2 separate regions of the Homo sapiens genome follow, and region 1 is linked to region 2. The links are chromatin loops, found by intact Hi-C in ENCODE. Cell type or tissue: CD4-positive, alpha-beta T cell. All regions are shown on one strand. Links, peaks and the distances in the headings refer to the core of each region. The heading gives the core; the rest is flanking DNA. Region 1 has its middle 30 kb from the start of SELENOK. Region 2 overlaps CACNA1D (calcium voltage-gated channel subunit alpha1 D).

Region 1 (9,791 bases), core at 3,272-5,771, 250 kb after region 2:
ATCCCTTTCGATTCCATACAAATTTTAGAATTTTTTTCTATTTCTGCAGAAAAATTGGTATTTTGATAGGGATTGCATTGAATCTGCAGATTCCTCTGGCTAGTATTGGCATCCTAACAATATGAAGTATTTCAATTTATGAACATAGGATGTCTTTCCATATCTTTATGTCTTCTTTAATGTCTTTCAGCAATCTTTTGTAGTTTTCATTGTACAATTCTTTCACCTCCTCAGTTAATTCTTAAGTATTTCATCCTTTTTGATGCTATTATAAATGAAGTTGTTTTCTTAATTTCCTTTTGATATTATTTATTGTTAATGTATAGAAATATTACTGATTTGTGTTGACTTTGTATCCTGCTACTTTGCTGAATTTACTTATTAGTTCTAACGGGGTTTTTTTTGGTGTATAACTGTGAAATCTTTAGGGGTTTCTACATACAAGATCATGTCATCTCCAAACAGATAAAATTTTACTTCTTCCTTTCCAAATTGCATGCTTATTTTTTTCCTAGTTGCATTGGCTAGGATTTCCAGTACTGCAGTATATATTAAATAAAAGTGGCAAAAAGTGAGCATCTTGCCTTGTTCTTGATCTTAGAGGAAAAGATTTCAATCTTTCACCATTTAGTATGATGTTAGCTGTGGGTTTTTCTTTTTTCTTTTTTGAGACAGAGTCTCACTCTGTTGTCCAGGCTGGAGTGCAGTGGCACGATCTTGGCTCACTGCAAGCTCCACCTCCCAGGTTCACACCGTTCTCCTGCCTCAGCCTCCCAAGTAGCTGGGACTACAGGCGCCCGCCACCACGCCCAGCTAATTTTTTTGTGTTTTTAGTAGAGACGGGGTTTCACCATGTTAGCCAGGCTGGTCTCCATCTCCTGACCTTGTGATCCGCCTAACTCAGCCTCCCAAAGTGCTGGGATTACAGGCGTGAGCCACTGCGCCCAGCCAGCTGTGGGTTTTTCATACACAGTTTTTATCATGTTGAAGTAGTGCTACAGACTGAATGTTTGTAGTTCCCCCAAAATTCATATGTTGAAATCCTAATCGCCAATATGATGGTATTTAATTTCCACAAATTTGTCTGTTTTCCAATTTTCCTTCCATTATTGATTTTTAACTTCATCCCATTGTGCTCAGAGAAGACACTTTGTATGGTATCTGTGTTTTAAAATCTATTGAGACTTAATTTGTGGCCAAACATAAGGTATTTTGGGAAAATGTTTTTGCACTTGAGAAGAATGTATATTCTGTTGTTGTTGAATAAAGTGTTCTGTATATGTCTGTTAGACATAGTTGATTGATTATGTTGTTCAAGTCTTCTATTACTTATTTTCTGTCGGTTTTATCCGTCATTGAGAGTGAGGTATTGAAGTCTCCAACTATTATTGTAGAACTGTCTATTTCTCCTTTCAATTCGGTCAGTTTTTAATTTATGTATTTTGATGGTCTGTTATTTGTTTTGCAAAAGTTTATAACTGTTATATCTTCTTTCCATATTGAGCCTTTTATTAATATATAATATCCTTCTTTATCTCTCTTGTAATCTTTTTTTGATTTATAGTCTATTTTGTCTGATATTAGCATATTCACCACATCTACTTTCTTTAGGTTATTATTTGCATGGAATATCCTTTTTCATCAACCTAATTGTGTCTTTGGAACCAATGAGCCTCTTGTAGACAGCATATAGTTAAACCATTTTTTAATCCATTCTGTCAATCTCTGTCTTTCGACTGGAAGATTTAATCTATTTACATTTAAAGTAATTACTGATAAGAAATAACTTACTTCTGTTATTTTGCTATTTGTTTTCCATATGCCATATAATAGGTTTTTTTGTGTCTCATTTCCTGCATTACTGCTCTCTTTTGTGCTTAGTTGATTTTTTTTGTAGCAAAATGTTTAAATTCCTTTTTCATTTCCTTTTGTGTATATGCTTTAGCTATTTTTTTCTTTGTGATTACCATGGAGATTACATTTAATATCCAAAAGTTGAATTTACATCTGGTTAAATTTAATAACATATATAAACTCTGCTCCTTTAGAAGCTCTGTTCCCATCATTTTCAGCTGTTCATGTTACAGGAATCCATCTTTATACTTTATGTGTTGAAAACCTTCAGCTAATAATTTTTAATGCATTCATATCTTAAATTATATAGAAAACAAAATGTACAGTTACAAACTAAAGTTACAACAATACTAGCTTTTAGACTAATAATTTTTTAAAAATGTATTTTAAAAACTCTCATAAATTACCTGGAAAACAAAAAGTAGTGTTACACACCATTGTTACAATAATACTAGCTTTTGTAATTGCCTGTTTATTTGCCTTTACTGATATCTTTTTTTTTTTTTCAATATGGCTTTAAGTTACTGCCTTTTCTTTTCAACCTGCAGAACACCCTTTAACATTTCTTTTCTTTTCTTTTTTTCACTCCTTAGGTCAGTACCTTTAGGATTTCGTGCAGGGAAGTTTTAGTGATAACAAACTCCTTCAGTTTTTATTTGTAGGGAATGTCATAATTTCTCCCTTACTTCTGAAGGACAGTTTTGCCACATGTAGGATTCTTGGTTGACAGGTTTTTGTTGTTGTTTTTTGTTTATTTTTGCTTATAGCCCTTGAATATATCAACCCACTGTCTTCTGGCTTCCAAAGCTTCTGAAAAGAAATCTGATGTTGGCTGGGCATGATGGTTCACACCTGTAATCCCAGCACTTTGGGTAGCTGAGTAGGGCAGATCACTTGAGGTCAGGAGTTTGAGACCAGCCTGGCGAACATGGCAAAACCCTGTCTCTACTAAAAATACAAAAAAAAAAAAAAAAAAAAAAATTAGCCGGGTGTTGTGACACATGCCTGTAATCCCAGCTACTTGGGAGGCTGAAGCAGGAAAATTGCTTAAACCCGGGAAGCAGAAGTTGCAGTGAGCCAAGATCGTGCCACTGCACTCCAGAAAAAGAAAAAAAAATTGATTTTAATCTTATTAGGAATCCCTTGTATGAGACAAGTTGCTTCTCTCTCACTGCTTTCAAGATTCTCTTTTTGTTTTGGCTTTGGACAGTTTGATTATAATATGTCTTGGTATGGGTCTCTTTGCGTTCATCCTATTTGGAGTTTATTGAGCTTGGATATTTACATTCATGTCTTTCATCAAATTTGGAAATTTTTTGGTCTGCACAAATGTTTGTGGCTAAATTAATTAGTTTCTCCTTCTTCTTTCCTTCCCTCCTTTCCTTTATTGATGGCCAATGGCCAAAAACTCCTTTGTTACCAATTTTTTTTTGCAAGTTTTTGTTTTATTTGTAGCTTATGTTTCATGGCTTAAGTGGCACCATGCCTCTTAAGTGGTGATTAAAGGAAGAAATCTATCTGTCATCTGGTCTCATTTAAATAGCCTGTAGAAAATATTTTGGCTATATTTCACCCTCAAGGCTCTACAAAATAAAGATTCAATAGGCCATTGCATTCAGATGATTCATGTTGTGTTGGAGACATAAAGTGTCTTGTAGTCATTTGGAACTTGCTTGATTCCATGGGATGTAATCACTATTGAGCAGATTCATTATTAAGGCTCTGATAGAATAAAATTCAAATTAGCACATTTATTGCACATCTACTGTTATGTGAGGCACTATAGCTAGCTCAAAACTGATTTTGCTGAACCTAATTATGTTTGTAAGTAGGCGCCAAAGAGAAAAGAGTAAAAGAAAAATTTGGAATGTCTTATCTTGAAATGTATTATTTCACTAAAGAAAGTTTCAATAGTTTGTTGTTGTTGTTTCTGAGACAGAGTCTCACTCTGTTGCCCAGGCTGGAGTGCAGTGGCACTCGGCTCACTGCAACCTCTGCCTCCCGGGTTGAAGCAATTCTCCTGCCGCAGCCTCCTGAGTAGCTGGGATTATAGGCATCCACCACCATACCCAACTAATTTTTGTATTTTCAATAGAGACAGAGTTTCACCATGTTGGCCAGGCTGGTCTTGAACTCCTGGGCTCATGTGATCTGCCCATGTTGGCCCCCCAAAGTACTAGGATTATAGTCATGAGCCACCATGCCTGATCAAGTTTCGACAGTTTTAAAATTACTTGTTATGGGTTGAATTCTGTCCACTGTTTCCCTCTTGTCCCCTTCAATTCATATGTTGAAGTGCTAACCCCTAGTACCTCAGAATGTTGCCATATTTAATGAGAGGGTCTTTACAGCTGGGTATGGTGGCTCACACCTGTAATCCCAGCACTTTTGGAGGCCAAGGCCAGCAGATCACTTGAGTCCAGGAGTTCAAGACCAGCCTGGGCAAAATGGTGGAACCCTGTCTCTACCAGAAATACAAAAAATGAGCCAGGCCCAGTGGCTCCTGCAGTGGCTGGCCAGCTACTTGGGAGGCTGAGGCAGGAGGATCCCTTGAGCCCAGGTGGTTGAGGCTGCAGTGAGCTGAGATTGTGCCACTGCACTCCCGCCTGGGTGACAGGAGTGAGTGAAACCCTGTCTCAAAAAATAAGCAAATAAATAAATAAATACATAAAAGAGAGGGTCTTTACAAAATTAATTAGTTAATGTGAAGTCATTAGGGTGGGCCCTAACCCAGTATAATTGGTGTCTTGATGAAAAGGGAAATTTTGGGCACAGAGACATGCATAAATAAAGAGAAGATGATGTGAAGAGACACAGGGAGAAGACAGCCATCTACAGGCCAAACGAAGAGAGGCCTGGAACAGACTGTTCATTCACAGCCCTTAGAAGGAACCAACTCTGCCAATATTTTGACTTTTGACTTCCTCTGTCTAGAACTGAGACAATTAATTTTTGTTATTTAAGCCACCCAATGTGTGCTCTAGCAAACTAATATATTATTGTATAATTTTATTTATTTATTTTTCTTGTTTTTTAAAAATATATTAATTGTGTAATTTTTTAGGTAAACCAACTCTTTTTTTTTGATAGCTTTTTTTTTTTTATTATACTTTAAGTTTTAGGGTACATGTGCACATTGTGCAGGTTAGTTACATATGTATACATGTGCCATGCTGGTGCGCTGCACCCACTAACTGGTCATCTAGCATTAGGTATATCTCCCAATGCTATCCCTCCCCCCTCCCCCCACCCCACAACAGTCCCCAGAGTGTGATATTCCCCTTCCTGTGTCCATGTGATCTCATTGTTCAATTCCCATCTATGAGTGAGAATATGCAGTGTTTGGTTTTTTGTTCTTGTGATAGTTTACTGAGAATGATGATGTCCAATTTCATCCATGTCCCTACAAAGGACATGAACTCATCAATTTTTATGGCTGCATAGTATTCCATGGTGTATATGTGCCACATTTTCTTAATCCAGTCTATCATTGTTGGACATTTGGGTTGGTTCCAAGTCTTTGCTATTGTGAATAATGCCGCAATAAACATACGTGTGCATGTGTCTTTATAGCAGCATGATTTATAGTCCTTTGGGTATATACCCAGTAATGGGATGGCTGGGTCAAATGGTATTTCTAGTTCTAGATCCCTGAGGAATCCCCACACTGACTTCCACGATGGTTGAACTAGTTTACAGTCCCACCAACAGTGTCAAAGTGTTCCTGTTTCTCCACATCCTCACCAGCACCTGTTGTTTCCTGACTTTTTAATGATTGCCATTCTAACTAGTGTGAGGTGGTATCTCATTGTGGTTTTGATTTGCATTTCTCTGATGGCCAGTGATGATGAGCATTTTTTCATGTGTTTTTTGGCTGCATAAATGTCTTCTTTTGAGAAGTGTCTGTTCATGTCCTTCGCCCACTTTTTGATGGGGTTGTTTGTTTTTCTCTTGTAAATTTGTTTGAGTTCATTGTAGATTCTGGATATTAGCCCTTTGTCAGATGAGTAGGTTGCGAAAATTTTCTCCCATTTTGTAGGTTGCCTGTTCACTCTGATGGTAGTTTCTTTTGCTGTGCAGAAGCTCTTTAGTTTAATTAGATCCCATTTGTCAATTTTGTCTTTTGTTGCCATTGCTTTTGGTGTTTTAGACATGAAGACCTTGCCCGTGCCTATGTCCTGAATGGTAATGCCTAGGTTTTCTTCTAGGGTTTTTATGGTTTTAGGTCTAACGTTTAAGTCTTTAATCCATCTTGAATTGATTTTTGTATAAGGTGTAAGGAAGGGATCCAGTTTCAGCTTTCTCCATATGGCTAGCCAGTTTTCCCAGCACCATTTATTAAGTAGGGAATCCTTTCCCCATTGCTTGTTTTTCTCAGGTTTGTCAAAGATCAGATAGTTGTAGATATGCGGCGCTATTTCTGAGGGCTCTGTTCTGTTCCATTGATCTATATCTCTGTTTTGGTACCAGTACCATGCTGTTTTGGTTACTGTAGCCTTCTGGTATAGTTTGAAGTTAGGTAGTGTGATGCCTCCAGCTTTGTTCTTTTGGCTTAGGATTGACTTGGCGATGCGGGCTCTTTTTTGGTTCCATATGAACTTTAAAGTAGTTTTTTCCAATTCTGTGAAGAAAGGCATTGGTAGCTTGATGGGGATGGCATTGAATCTTTAAATTACCTTGGGCAGTATGGCCATTCTCACGATATTGATTCTTCCTACCCATGAGCATGGAATGTTCTTCCATTTGTTTGTATCCTCTTTATTTCCTTGAGCAGTGGTTTGTAGTTCTCCTTGAAGAGGTCCTTCACATCCCTTGTAAGTTGGATTCCTAGGTATTTTATTCTCTTTGAAGCAATTGTGAATGGGAGTTCACTCATGATTTGGCTCTCTGTTTGTCTGTTGTTGGTGTATAAGAAAGCTTGTGATTTTTGTACATTGATTTTGTATCCTGAGACTTTGCTGAAGTTGCTTATCAGCTGAAGGAGATTTTGGGCTGAGACAATGGGGTTTTCTAGATATACAATCATGTCGTCTGCAAACAGGGACAATTTGATTTCCTCTTTTCCTAATTGAATACCCTTTATTTCCTTCTCCTGCCTAATTGCCCTGGCCAGAACTTCCAACACTATGTTGAATAGGAGTGGTGAGAGAGGGCATCCCTGTCTTGTGCCAGTTTTCAAAGGGAATGCTTCCAGTTTTTGCCCATTCAGTATGATATTGGCTGTGGGTTTGTCATAGATAGCTCTTATTATTTTGAAATATGTCCCATCAATACCTAATTTATTGAGAGTTTTTAGCATGAAGGGTTGTTGAATTTTGTCAAAGGCTTTTTCTGCATCTATTGAGATAATCATGTGGTTTTTGTCTTTGGCTCTGTTTATATGCTGGATTACATTTATTGATTTGCGTATATTGAACCAGCCTTGCATCCCAGGGATGAAGCCCACTTGATCATGGTGGATAAGCTTTTTGATGTGCTGCTGGATTCGTTTTGCCAGTATTTGATTGAGGAATTTGCATCAATGTTCATCAAGGATATTGGTCTAAAATTCTCTTTTTTGGTTGTGTCTCTGCCTGGCTTTGGTATCAGAATGATGCTGGCCTCATAAAATGAGTTAGGGAGGATTCCCTCTTTTTCTATTGATTGGAATAGTTTCAGAAGGAATGGTACCAGTTCCTCCTTGTAGCTCTGGTAGAATTTGGCTGTGAATCCATCTGGTCCTGGACTCTTTTTGGTTGGTAAGCTATTGATTATTGCCACAATTTCAGATCCTGTTATTGGTCTATTCAGAGATTCAACTTCTTCCTGGTTTAGTCTTGGGAGGGTGTATGTGTCGAGGAATTTATCCATTTCTTCTAGATTTTCTAGTTTATTTGCGTAGAGGTGTTTGTAGTATTTTCTGATGGTAGTTTATATTTCTGTGGGATCAGTGGTGATATCCCCTTTATCATTTTTTATTGCGTCTATCTGATTCTTCTCTCTTTTCTTCTTTATTAGTCTTGCTAGCGGTCTATCAATTTTGTTGATCCTTTCAAAAAACCAGCTCCTGGATTGATTAATTTTTTGAAGGGTTTTTTGTGTCTCTATTTCCTTCAGTTCTGCTCTGATCTTAGTTATTTCTTGCCTTCTGCTAGCTTTTGAATGTGTTTCCTCTTGCTTTTCTAGTTCTTTTAATTGTGATGTTAGGGTGTCAATTTTGGATCTTTCCTGCTTTCTCTTGTGGGCATTTAGTGCTATAAATTTCCCTCTACACACTGCTTTGAATGCGTCCCAGAGATTCTGGTATGTTGTGTCTTTGTTCTCATTGGTTTCAAAGAACATCTTTATTTCTGCCTTCATTTCGTTCTGTACCCAGTAGTCATTCAGGAGCAGGTTGTTCAGTTTCCATGTAGTTGAGCGGTTCTGAGTGAGATTCTTAATCCTGAGTTCTAGTTTGATTGCACTGTGGTCTGAGAGATAGTTTGTTATAATTTCTGTTCTTTTACATTTGCTGAGGAGAGCTTTACTTCCAAGTATGTGGTCAATTTTGGAATAGGTGTGGTGTGGTGCTGAAAAAAATGTATATTCTGTTGATTTGGGGTGGAGAGTTCTGTAGATGTCTATTAGGTCTGCTTGGTGCAGAGCTGAGTTCAATTCCTGGGTATCCTTGTTGACTTTCTGTCTCGTTGATCTGTCTAATGTTGACAGTGGGGTGTTAAAGTCTCCCATTATTAATGTGTGGGAGTCTAAGTCTCTTTGTAGGTCACTCAGGACTTGCTTTATGAATCTGGGTGCTCCTGTATTGGGTGCATATATATTTAGGATAGTTAGCTCTTCTTGTTGAATTGATCCCTTTACCATTATGTAATGGCCTTCTTTGTCTCTTTTGATCTTTGTTGGTTTAAAGTCTGTTTTATCAGAGACTAGGATTGCAACCCCTGCCTTTTTTTGTTTTCCATTTGCTTGGTAGATCTTCGTCCGTCCTTTTATTTTGAGCCTATGTGTGTCTCTGCACGTGAGATGGGTTTCCTGAATACAGCACATTGATGGGTCTTGACTCTTATCCAATTTGCCAGTCTGTGTCTTTTAATTGGAGCATTTAGTCCATTTACATTTAAAGTTAATATTGTTATGTGTGAATTTGATCCTGTCATTATGATGTTAGCTGGTTATTTTGCTCATTAGTTGATGCAGTTTCTTCCTAGTCTCGATGTTCTTTACATTTTAGCATGATTTTGCAGTGGCTGGTACCCGTTTTTCCTTTCCATGTTTAGCGCTTCCTTCAGGAGCTCTTTTGGGGCAGGCCTGGTGGTGACAAAATCTCTCAGCATTTGCTTGTCTGTAAAGTATTTTATTTCTCCTTCGCTTATGAAGCTTAGTTTGGCTGGATATGAAATTCTGGGTTGAAAATTCTTTTCTTTAAGAATGTTGAATATTGGCCCCCACTCTCTTCTGGCTTGTAGGGTTTCTGCCGAGAGATCCGCTGTTAGTCTGATGGGCTTCCCTTTGAGGGTAACCCGACCTTTCTCTCTGGCTGCCCTTAACATTTTTTCCTTCATTTCAACTTTGGTGAATCTGACAATTATGTGTCTTGGAGTTGCTCTTCTCGAGGAGTATCTTTGTGGCGTTCTCTGTATTTCCTGAATCTGAACGTTGGCCTGCCTTGCTAGATTGGGGAAGTTCTCCTGGATAATATCCTGCAGAGTGTTTTCCAACTTGGTTCCATTCTCCCCATCACTTTCAGGTACACCGATCAGATGTAGATTTGGTCTTTTCACATAGTCCCATATTTCTTGGAGGCTTTGCTCATTTCTTTTTATTCTTTTTTCTCTGAACTTCCCTTCTTGCTTCATTTCATTCATTTCATCTTCCATTGCTGATACCCTTTCTTCCAGTTGATCGCATCGGCTCCTGAGGCTTCTGCATTCTTCACATAGTTCTCGAGCCTTGGTTTTCAG
Region 2 (9,791 bases), core at 3,905-6,404:
CTATCCAGATAAATAATTTCGGTGTCTTGTCTTAGCACCAAGCTCTTTTCTCAGTGCACACTCCTACGGAGGTGCTGGCTGTCAGACCTTCACGGGAAGTACTCATGGTCAAGCTGACAGTCTCCTTCATTCAGGGCACCTAGGAAATCTCTCTGTAACCAGCCGAGGGCTTGCCTTTTTCTTATTGCATGCTCTGGGGTGTTAAAACCAGTATACCAAGTTTCCAGAAGTGTTTTCAGCAGCTAGAAAAACAGCCTTGCATTGGTCTATAACTTGAGACATGAATATGCATTTCAACCTTTTATTTTTATTTTTTACATTTTTTTGAGACGGAGTTTTGCTCTGTTGCCCAGGCTGGAGTGCAATGGCGTGATCTTGGCTCACTGCAACCTCTGCCTCCGGGGTTCAAGCGATTCTCGTGCCTCAGCCTCCCAAGTAGCTGGGATTACAGGTCCTTGCTACCACGCCCAGCTAATTTTTGTATTTTTAGTAGAGACGGGTTTCACCATGTTGGCCAGGCTGGTCTCGAACTCCCAAACTCAGGGTGATCCACCTGCCTTGGCCTCCCAAAGTGTTGGGATTGCAGGCGTGAGCTGCTGCACCCGGCCCATTTCAGCCTTCTAAAAGAAGGAAAACTGAAGCTAAAAAGAAAATTATTTCCTGGGCACCAGATGACACCCCTTGATGACTTTGATATAAGTTTTTTAAAAATTAGTCTAAATTGAAGTCCTTCAGTGGAAGCCAGTTTCTTCATTGTTGATAAAGACCATACAGGCAAAATCCCAAGCAGTCTCTATTTTCACGTGGGTATTTTTGGGAACAGCTTGCATGTTCTGATTTTTCTTTTGTATATGGTAAGATCCAAGAAATGCTTGGCTCTGAAAAGGGACTTGGATTGAGAAGGGTTCAATGGGAGCAAGACCGTTCTCAGAGCCGAAGCTTGTCTCTCTTGCCCCACCTTCTGACTTAGAGATTTGGAATCTCCAGTGGACTGTATTCATCTCCAGCCTTCCCCTCCAGGCCTCAACTGTCATTCCAAGTGATACTTCTGATTTGAGCAAATGTGAATCTGATGAACACCTACTCCCAAGAAATTAAAAGGGTTTTAAATTTTTTAAAGGAAAATTTTCCCTCCCAAGTAGAGAAGACAGCTGTTACTAGAGCCATTCTCTGGAACACCAGACTGAGGCCTGAAGGAGGGTTGGTGAAGCAGATGGCTCAGCAGATGACGGTTGCTAGGGTCATGGAAGAGTGAGGTTTCCTGATGGGAGCCCTGGACCTGTCTGCCCTCCCGTCACCTTGTTGGGCACCTTCTCCCCTGCTGCATGCACCTCTGTTCCAACACAGAGGGAAACAAGCCCAGGTGGGGCTCTGTCTCAGGTGCTGACCCAGGCCAGGCACAGGCCACCACACCAGGCAGCCAGTTCCTTCTTCATATATGGGTTTTTCAGTAAGTTTAGTGGTATAGTTGCTCTGGATGAATTACCCTCTGCCTTCCTGCTGAAATTAGTTTATCCAACTTAATTAGATCAACAATTGCAGCCACAGCCCAGGCTCATTCATTACTCTAATTGCCAATGTAAGATGTGCAGACTGATATGAGTTCTATTAAGCACATCAATTTTCATGTGGCCAAACAGGTGTTTCATAAGGGATTTAATGCCCTCTCCCTAGACTTCAGCAACAGATGTTAGGTAATTTTTTTTAATGTTCACTTTCCCTATTTGGCTTCTCGAGGCAAACATTGTGAAATGCACGAGCCTCATTCTGTAAAGTTAAAACCTGGAGCCAGATCATATGCAGGAAAGCACATGCTTAACACCCTAAGGGCTTGCACCTGCAAGGCAAGAGCGATGGCTCTATCCAGACTGTTTGCAGTTCTCATTGGCTGAAAATTCTGGGTGTTGTGGCAGGGTCATACCTTGGGCCATCCATTCTGTCCCCTGACTGGTTCTTAACACCTCCTTCCTGGGAAAGGTGTTTTGCTGAATTTAACATTGACCTGTGCTGCTGGAAAGTTCCATCCAGCTGTGATCCTTAAAGCCCTGTTTGCTCTAGCTTCCTTTGGCCAGGTCTGCCAGGGAGACTGTGTCTGAATGTGCAGCATGAGCTTGTCCGGGAATAGGGGAATGGGGTTCCTCAGGCCACACCCTTTCACCTCTAAACCCAGTCAGCTCACAGCTGGAGCCAGTCTCCCAGGGGGGTCATCTAGATCAAAGCTAAGTGTGGAGAATAAGGGCTGCTTCTCCTTTCTGTGGGTGCAGCTAAGAAAAAGCCCATTCCCCAAAGAGCCCGTGGCTTGTGTCAGCTAGTTGACCTTGAAAAAATTTCTTTTTCACATTCATTTTGCTGCATTCATTTTGTTTGCACTCACAGGTTGCAGATAATCCAGATCTAAGGTGGGTTTGGTTTCCTTGGGTAGGTTGGTTTCCAGTAGAAGATTATTTTAGGAGTTTTTAAAAAGAGTTTATAGAGTCAGATGGTACAAGTTTGTCTCTATAATTAAGACTTTTCCACCATCACAAACTTTAAACACAAAGTCTAAAATCTTGGGCAGCATAGAAAATAGGTTCTAGCTAAGCAGGAGTTTTGTCCTCTACCAAGACCTTTCCTGAAAATCACTTATCAAGACAGTTTCCTGTAAGAAAAAGCCATATCCCAGCTGATTTTCCTTCCTGGGGCCAAAATCTGCTATTATTCGGCCTGAAAGCCTTGATGACTCTGTGTGTGTGTGTGTGTGTGTGTGTGTGTGTGTGTGTGTGTGTGTGTGTGTGTGTGTGTGTATGGATGCTTGTGTGTGTGTATGGGGAATATGTGATTAATGTGTGTTGGCTGCTGTTGTCTCTGATTTGGCTACTGTTGTTTCTGATTTAAATCTAAGTAAATGTTTAATTAAATGTATAGAATGCTGTCTCTAATGTGACCCTCTCTCCTTATTAAATCCTCTTATTAACCCACTCCTATGAGACCATCTTATTTCTTGCAGATGAATGATGCTATGGGATTTGAATTGCCCTGGGTGTATTTTGTCAGTCTCGTCATCTTTGGGTCATTTTTCGTACTAAATCTTGTACTTGGTGTATTGAGCGGGTAAGCTACACCTCTTTCATCTTGAAAGCAGAGTCCTGAGGACAGTTGCCAAGACCACACAAGCTTTGCTGGATGAGGGCCGCCAAGAGGGGTTGCCAGACATTTTATGTGTCCTCTGAGATGCTTTCTTTTCTGCTGAGGCTTCCCAAATCAAGCTGTTTCCTGGAACCTCACCAGGCTTCATGAAGGAGAACTATAGAACGATTATTGACCAGAAATTAATCAGCATTGTTGCTTGAGATTTAAACAATTTCCATAGCATGCCCTTTTTTTGTCTGTTCTAAAGTGAGATACATTTATAATTGCTTTATTTGTCTGGATCCAAATATAATGCAGATTAATTGTTATAAAACGATAGCAAAATGAGCTGGATTGGGTGGGCTTTTGGTAGTCCCCATTTGTAGATTTCAGCCGCTGAGCTTGTCCTTATTTGCAGAAAAAAAAAAAAAAAGGGAAGGACCTAGGCCCAGTCCCTGTCCTAGGAGCACTAACCTTCAGCAAAGCACTGAGAGGTTTGGCAGCTGCAACTGGGGCTCTGCTCTTTAGTAAATGGATAACTGATAACTGATCTCCTTACATTTTACAGGTAAATGATGCGATAGGATGGGAATGGCCATGGGTGTATTTTGTTAGTCTGATCATCCTTGGCTCATTTTTCGTCCTTAACCTGGTTCTTGGTGTCCTTAGTGGGTAAGCAGTCGGATCCGTGTTGCACCTTCTCCTGCTGCCACGTGTGAGGCAACTCTGCGTGTCTCCTAGCTGCTCCCTGACAGCTTCTCTGCATGTGTTTGGACTCTGATGTCCTCTCAGTGTGTTGCTTTTGGATTGAACTGTGATTCTTTCTGCCTGTATCTGTCTGTGAGATTCCGTGTTTCCAATGCTTGCCAAACACTGTTAATTTAATGAAAACGTTCCCCCAAAGCCAGTTGTGTTAGTATGTGAACGTGTAGAGGTGGATTACAAGTGAGTTAAAGGAATTCCAGCCTTGGTCTCCCCCAGGAAAGAGGCTTTTGTCCCTTGTCATTTTGTGTCTATTAGTACATAACTCCTTGTCGTTTTGTGTCTATTAGTACATAACCTGGCCCCTTTAGGTCACCACAGTGCATTATAAATACTTCCAGGGGAGTTTTAGATTTTACTGTGAAGGAGAAATAAGCCTCAAGCACATAAATACTGGACAGTTTCAAAATCTTCCTTAGATTGGGATTCTTTATTAGCTTGGTGTTCTAGTGCTGTCATTGTGAGAACTGTCCCTGTGATTCAGTTTTAACCGAAACTTACAGAATCCTTCTCTTAATGCAGAGTGATGATCGACTTTTGTGCACACATTTCCCATGGCCTTACAGAGACCCCGTCATTCAGTCACGATTTTTGAAGTTTGCTTGTTTATCACTTCCTCTCTATGGATTGACTCTCCATAAAGAGGGTGCAACAGATTCTGGCCTGGAAAGGGAACTCCTTATGTTGCAGGCTCTGCCTTGCCCGTAGCTGGAGATGCCATCCCAGAACCCTTGTGGGCAGCCCTGCATCCACACCGCCTCTCAGACACCCCCAGAAGGTGGGGTGCTACAGAGAAGGGAGCTGGGGGCTGTATGGCTCTCTCACAATCAGCTCCTTCATACAGCCATTGCCGGGTTGTGGGGGGCAGGCAGGATACCAGGAGGCCAAGAGGGGCCCACGTCTCCCAGAGGAGCCTCTGTCACTGCGCTGCGCCCAGGCACCCTCAGGAAGTAGTGTTGATGGATTTGATTCCAGGCAAGTTTATCTCCTCCTCACTCACTTTATCTTGCTCTTTCCGAGGCTGTATCTCGGGGAAGTGATGTCTTCATGTATGCTGAGTTAGTGAAAGGCTTTAATCGCATTTTTGGAAACACTGCCTTTTCCAGAGCAGAAAGCAGAGTGCGTTTATCCATCTCGGCTTCCTTTCTGCATCTTCCCCTAAACCTGCCCTGGATTGAATGTAGTCAGTTCCACACCAGGGACGCATACTGTCACAGGAAGTCCCTATGTAGAGTTGGCCCAGGGGCCAGTGCCCGCCAGAGAGAGGAGTGGGGGCTGAGCCTGGGATGGGGCCACATAACCCTCCCCTGCCTGAGCCGCCTCCTGTAGATGAGTGGCTCCTCAAGCCTCCGGCCCTTCCACCTCAACGTGAGAAGTGTCTCTCTCCTAGTAAACCTCAGTGGCCTTAGGCTAGGGTTGGACATGTGAGGGTGGTGTCTATTCCTGGAGAAATAACATCGCATTTGATTTTGCCACAGGAGCTTTCTATACAAGGTTAACAGCAATCCTGTTGTGAATTCCTTGGCGCCTCATGTCTCCTAAACCCAGCTAAACTGACGGAGGCCATGGAAACCACTAATTTTAACAGTGCCGGTGACATCCCTTATCTTTTAGCTTTCCCAGGCAGGAACCGTTGCCCCAGCAGACATGATGAAGTAGAGGCAGGAGCCAGATCGTGAGGTGCTTAAAAAAAGAAAAGAGAAAAAGATGGGCGGGGGGGCTTCCCACTATCACAAATGGGGATTAAACCTGCAACTCCGTGGGAGGTACCCAAAGCTGGAGGATAAAAAAGGTACACTCCTTCATGGAACAACCAGTTTACTGAAATATATTTTGGGGGGAAATAATTTTTTTAAAAAATATTTTTTCATCAAAACAAAACTTAGATCCCTGATGGAGGAGACTGGAAATGACACATGAAATTATAAAAGAAAACCCGAGACTTCTCTGCGATTTTTAACTGTCAGTGCGGGCTGTGCTCAAACCCCTAGAGGCTGCACATGACCTCCTCTCTACTCCCCCAGAAGGCCTCCGGTAGGGCTGGTTTGGGTAAAGGCAGAACCATGTCTGCAAAGCACAGCCTCGCAGCTTTGTTCCTGATTTGGCCAGTATTTCCTGAGATCCTGTAGAGTGCCCGGCTCTGGTCCAGAGGCGAGGGGTGCCAGGATGTCTCAGACACAGACAGCGGCCTTGTGCTTAGGCGTTCATTATCTCATGGGGTAGCCCATTTTGAAGCAGTGCAGAAGGGCACATATTCAGTAGAGGTGCAGACCCAGAGGCTCTGTGAGCTGCACTAGAGAGATGAGGAGGCATCTCCCCCGGCGACTGACGATGGGCTGGCATGCCTCCACCTCCGCCCCTCCGCCCCCTCGCCCTCCCAACCACCACCTTCCCTCTCTGCCTGCTACTCCCCTCTTACTTTCCCATTGATATTTTTGTTGTTGTTTAAGCAAATTATTATTATTTTTTTAAATTTTAGCCTCAAGAGTCTTCATAATTTTTTAAGGGAACACTAGAGGTACTGCAAAACCAGAAGGATATAAATGTTGAGAGGAAGACAATTTGTGTTGCATAGACCCTGAGGGACTGTCAGACCAACACAAATGTAATCCGCTAAGCACTGAATTAAAACGCCCTCATTTTAGAAAGGCTGGTCGAGACCATGTGATTGCCTTCTCACGAGGAAATGTTAGATGGTGCTGTATGTCTTCAAGTCTGTCAGCCATTTGGAAATACCTGTATCTGTTTTTGCTCCTTGGCTCCGTCATGTGTGTGGCCATGCCATCCTATTGTATTCTTGAACAGACTTTAATCTGCACATTGGATTTGGTGTTTATTTGTAAAGTGTTGTAACACTGATGCTTTGGGAAAATCTTTGGTTTTATAACAGTCTTTTTTCCCTCAAGGTAAGTATGAAGTTTATGAACTGTAAACCCTATGCAGCCATGCATGAATATAGATGAATACTTCCATCTCTGATCACAGTGCTCTGTGGGAGGGGCTGAGAATGTCTATGTCTAATGTTGCAATTTAACCTTAAGTTGTCATTGAGGATATGCTCCCATTATGACCAGGAATTGGAAAGAATGTCTTCTTTAAGTCTGCAATTCAGACATATTACACGTGGTCTTCTAGAAGTTTGGCAATTTTTCACTTTTCAAATTGTTAATTGAACTCCCTTTTGAGGTTTTCATCTTTAGAATCATGCTAGATTCCCAGGGGGACCATGGGGGTCATGGGTGGTAGGCTGGTTGGCTCTGCCTCCTTCTCCATTTCAGGGCCCACCTGCCACCAGCCATCCCTATGGTGGCAGTGTCTGAGCTTGCAAGATGGGGGACGCCCTAGGCTCCCAGGATGTGGCTCCAACCCCCAGGAAGGGGGCTGGAAGACTTGGGTTCCGTCCTGCTGGAGTCCCGCGTTCACTCTGGGACTTCACTGAGTTACCCTGAGCCTCGGTCTCTTTGTCCTTCAGGATATCAGCGACATCCTGTCTTGCCGTCTCCCACACAGGGTGGTTTTCAATCAGCTAATGACTGTAGAAGTGCTTCTAAAAATACATAAAGGGTTTTTCTAATTTAACATATCCTTATCTTAAATCCGTGGATATCCCCCACTCCCCTCACTGGGTTAGGTGGGAAGGGTGCAGGGTACTCTTTGGAAATTCTGGAGTGTAGCATTTTCTGGATTTCCCAGCAGGTGGCCACACTTTACACACACATCAACGTTGTACTCAATGTCACCCAAGAGGTGGCTCTGGAGAATGTGGAAGCACTGTGTCAGCTGCAAAGTATTACGCAGGTCTAAGTCATTGTTATTATATATTTGACAATGTTTTTTTGCACAAATTGAGGGGAACGGCATTTCTATTACATAGTGGTTAAGCACACCAGCTTTAGAATCAGACAACCAAGTCTTGAATGTTTGTTCTACCTTTTCCAGTTGTGAGATTTGGGGCAAGTTACTTACCTCTTTGAGCCTTACTTTCCTCATCTGTGAAATGGAGCTCATCACAGTAGCAGCTTCGTGAAGTTCAGTGAGGACTCAGTGAGCTGAAGAATGTAGAGGGCTTGGCCTATTGAAATTATGACAGTTCAGGAAGGGTGCATCTCTTCCTGGATTTGATGCAAGAAAAGAATCGAATCAATTCAGTCCTTTCAAACTAATTAATAATAGCTGGCCAAGATAGGTCTGTGTTAGTGAAAAGCCCAAGTTATATTTTTAAAATGTTTTATTATATATATAATGACATAAGCTACTGCTGACTAAAGGATATTACTACATAAACCCCCTCCTGGGCTTGCTTTAAAGAATAGATCAAAATCATTTATAATTCGCTTATGAATTCAAACCTTTGGTTTTGGCAACAACTTATGAAAAATATTTGAAATACTTTGTTAAGTAGATCTTGTATGTTGTTAGACAATAAATATTGTTATTAAACCCACTCTTATGACATAAAATTGAATGTAAACCCAGCCCAGGTCTATAAATTCAAAATCATACCAATTAATTTGTATTCTTGGTGTTCTAGTAAGTTCCAGATCCTACCAGATCACAGGTATCATTTTAAATCAATCCAATTTTGTATTACTATAGGCCTATTTATCTTTAGAAGTTTAAGGGAACATGGATGAAGCGAAGCATTATAGAAAACTGAAGGCAATTTTCAAACTAGTTTATGTTTTTGAATCTCGCCTCCTACATCCCATTCTGGCTAATTGGATACCAGGGGCCTAGACAAAGACTCAGGCATGGCTACTTTTAGGAAGCTTTGGTTTCCTAAGGCAAAGATTCATGGGATGGAGAATGTGAAGAGGGAAGGTGGTGCTGGTGCCGGTGTACTGTGGACTGACTATACCAGAATTTTACATAGTGGAATCAGGTTTGGTCCATTTAAATTCATACTAGTAATAGCCAGACAATCTCTGATTTCTTCTACTTGAATGGTGGCTCAAGAGGCAAAACACACCAATAGATAGTAGTTGTATTACTTGTGAATATTTTCTAAGTGGAGACATATCCTCTGGGAATAGGCATTCTTATACATTTTTCATGACTGAGATTAGATTTTTCTCTCATTTGGCCAGGCACAGTGGCTCACGCCTATAATCCCAGCACTTTCGGAGGCCGAGGCAGCTGGACCACCCGAGATCAGGAGTTTGAGACCAGCCTGACTAAGGCAGTGAAACCCTGTCTCTACTAAAAATACAAAAATTAGCCAGGCATGGTGGCGCATGCCTGTAATCCCAGCTACTTGGGAGGCTGAGGCAGGAGAATCACTTGAACCAGGGAGGTGGAGATTGCAGTGAGCCAAGACTGCACCATTGCATTCCAGCCTGGGTGACAAGAGCAAAACTCCATCTCAAAAAAAAAAAAAAAAAAAAAAAAAAAAAAAAAAAAAGACTTTTCTCTCATTCAACACTTTACCAGCATCTACTGACAGAAAATGGACAATTGAATTTCCTCCAATATATATACCTCTGATATGTCTGCTTTGTAAAAGAGTAGTGTAATTGCTTACAACATTGAAAAGGTTGTTATTGGGGTCCTGGGGTAGCCAGGATATCGGCATGATTTGTCACCATATTCAGAATAAAACTGTACTGCAATAGTGAGTTAATTCCATATCTTGGCCAACAGAGAATTTTTGGCCAGTGGCTACTAAGGCACACGGAAGTCCAGTCTAAAAGGGACAGGGGAGGACTCTTTGTAGATAGTTCTTATGATTAAAAAATAACTTCCTATGTGTTGTAGTGATGATTAAGCTGACAGAATGCTAAAGACACCCTTAATGATTACTTGTAGCAAAGTACTTCCCCACATTTAGCTGGATTTGTCTTTGGTTTGAAGAGGCTAATACGTGAAAGATTTGTTCACAGTTGGATGTCCCCTTTTCTGAACCATGAAGTAATATTGTGAAT

The links. Hi-C counts contacts between places; a loop is a spot of excess contacts. Peaks named below come from ENCODE experiments on the same cell type or tissue, not always from the same donor. Only the 100,000 strongest peaks of a DNase experiment are listed, where the experiment ranks them.
Region 1: it touches region 2 in a loop (6-fold over the local background); 7 of 110 quality-filtered maps call a loop at or near these places.

Annotation. Positions count from the first base shown.
Region 1 is chr3:53,916,803-53,926,593 of GRCh38, forward strand. No RefSeq gene overlaps it. Among named protein-coding and RNA genes, the nearest start is that of SELENOK, 30 kb to the left of the region's middle. In CD4-positive, alpha-beta T cell, for the core only: no CTCF peak of the experiment used is centred there; a DNase peak (open chromatin) is centred at 4,699; H3K27me3 peaks cover 273 bases.
Region 2 is chr3:53,670,037-53,679,827 of GRCh38, forward strand. CACNA1D (calcium voltage-gated channel subunit alpha1 D) reads left to right here. Exons shown (of 48, transcript NM_001128840.3): 8 at 2,987-3,090. Among named protein-coding and RNA genes, the nearest start is that of CHDH, 170 kb to the right of the region's middle. In CD4-positive, alpha-beta T cell, for the core only: no CTCF peak of the experiment used is centred there; no DNase peak of the experiment used is centred there; H3K27me3 peaks cover 229 bases.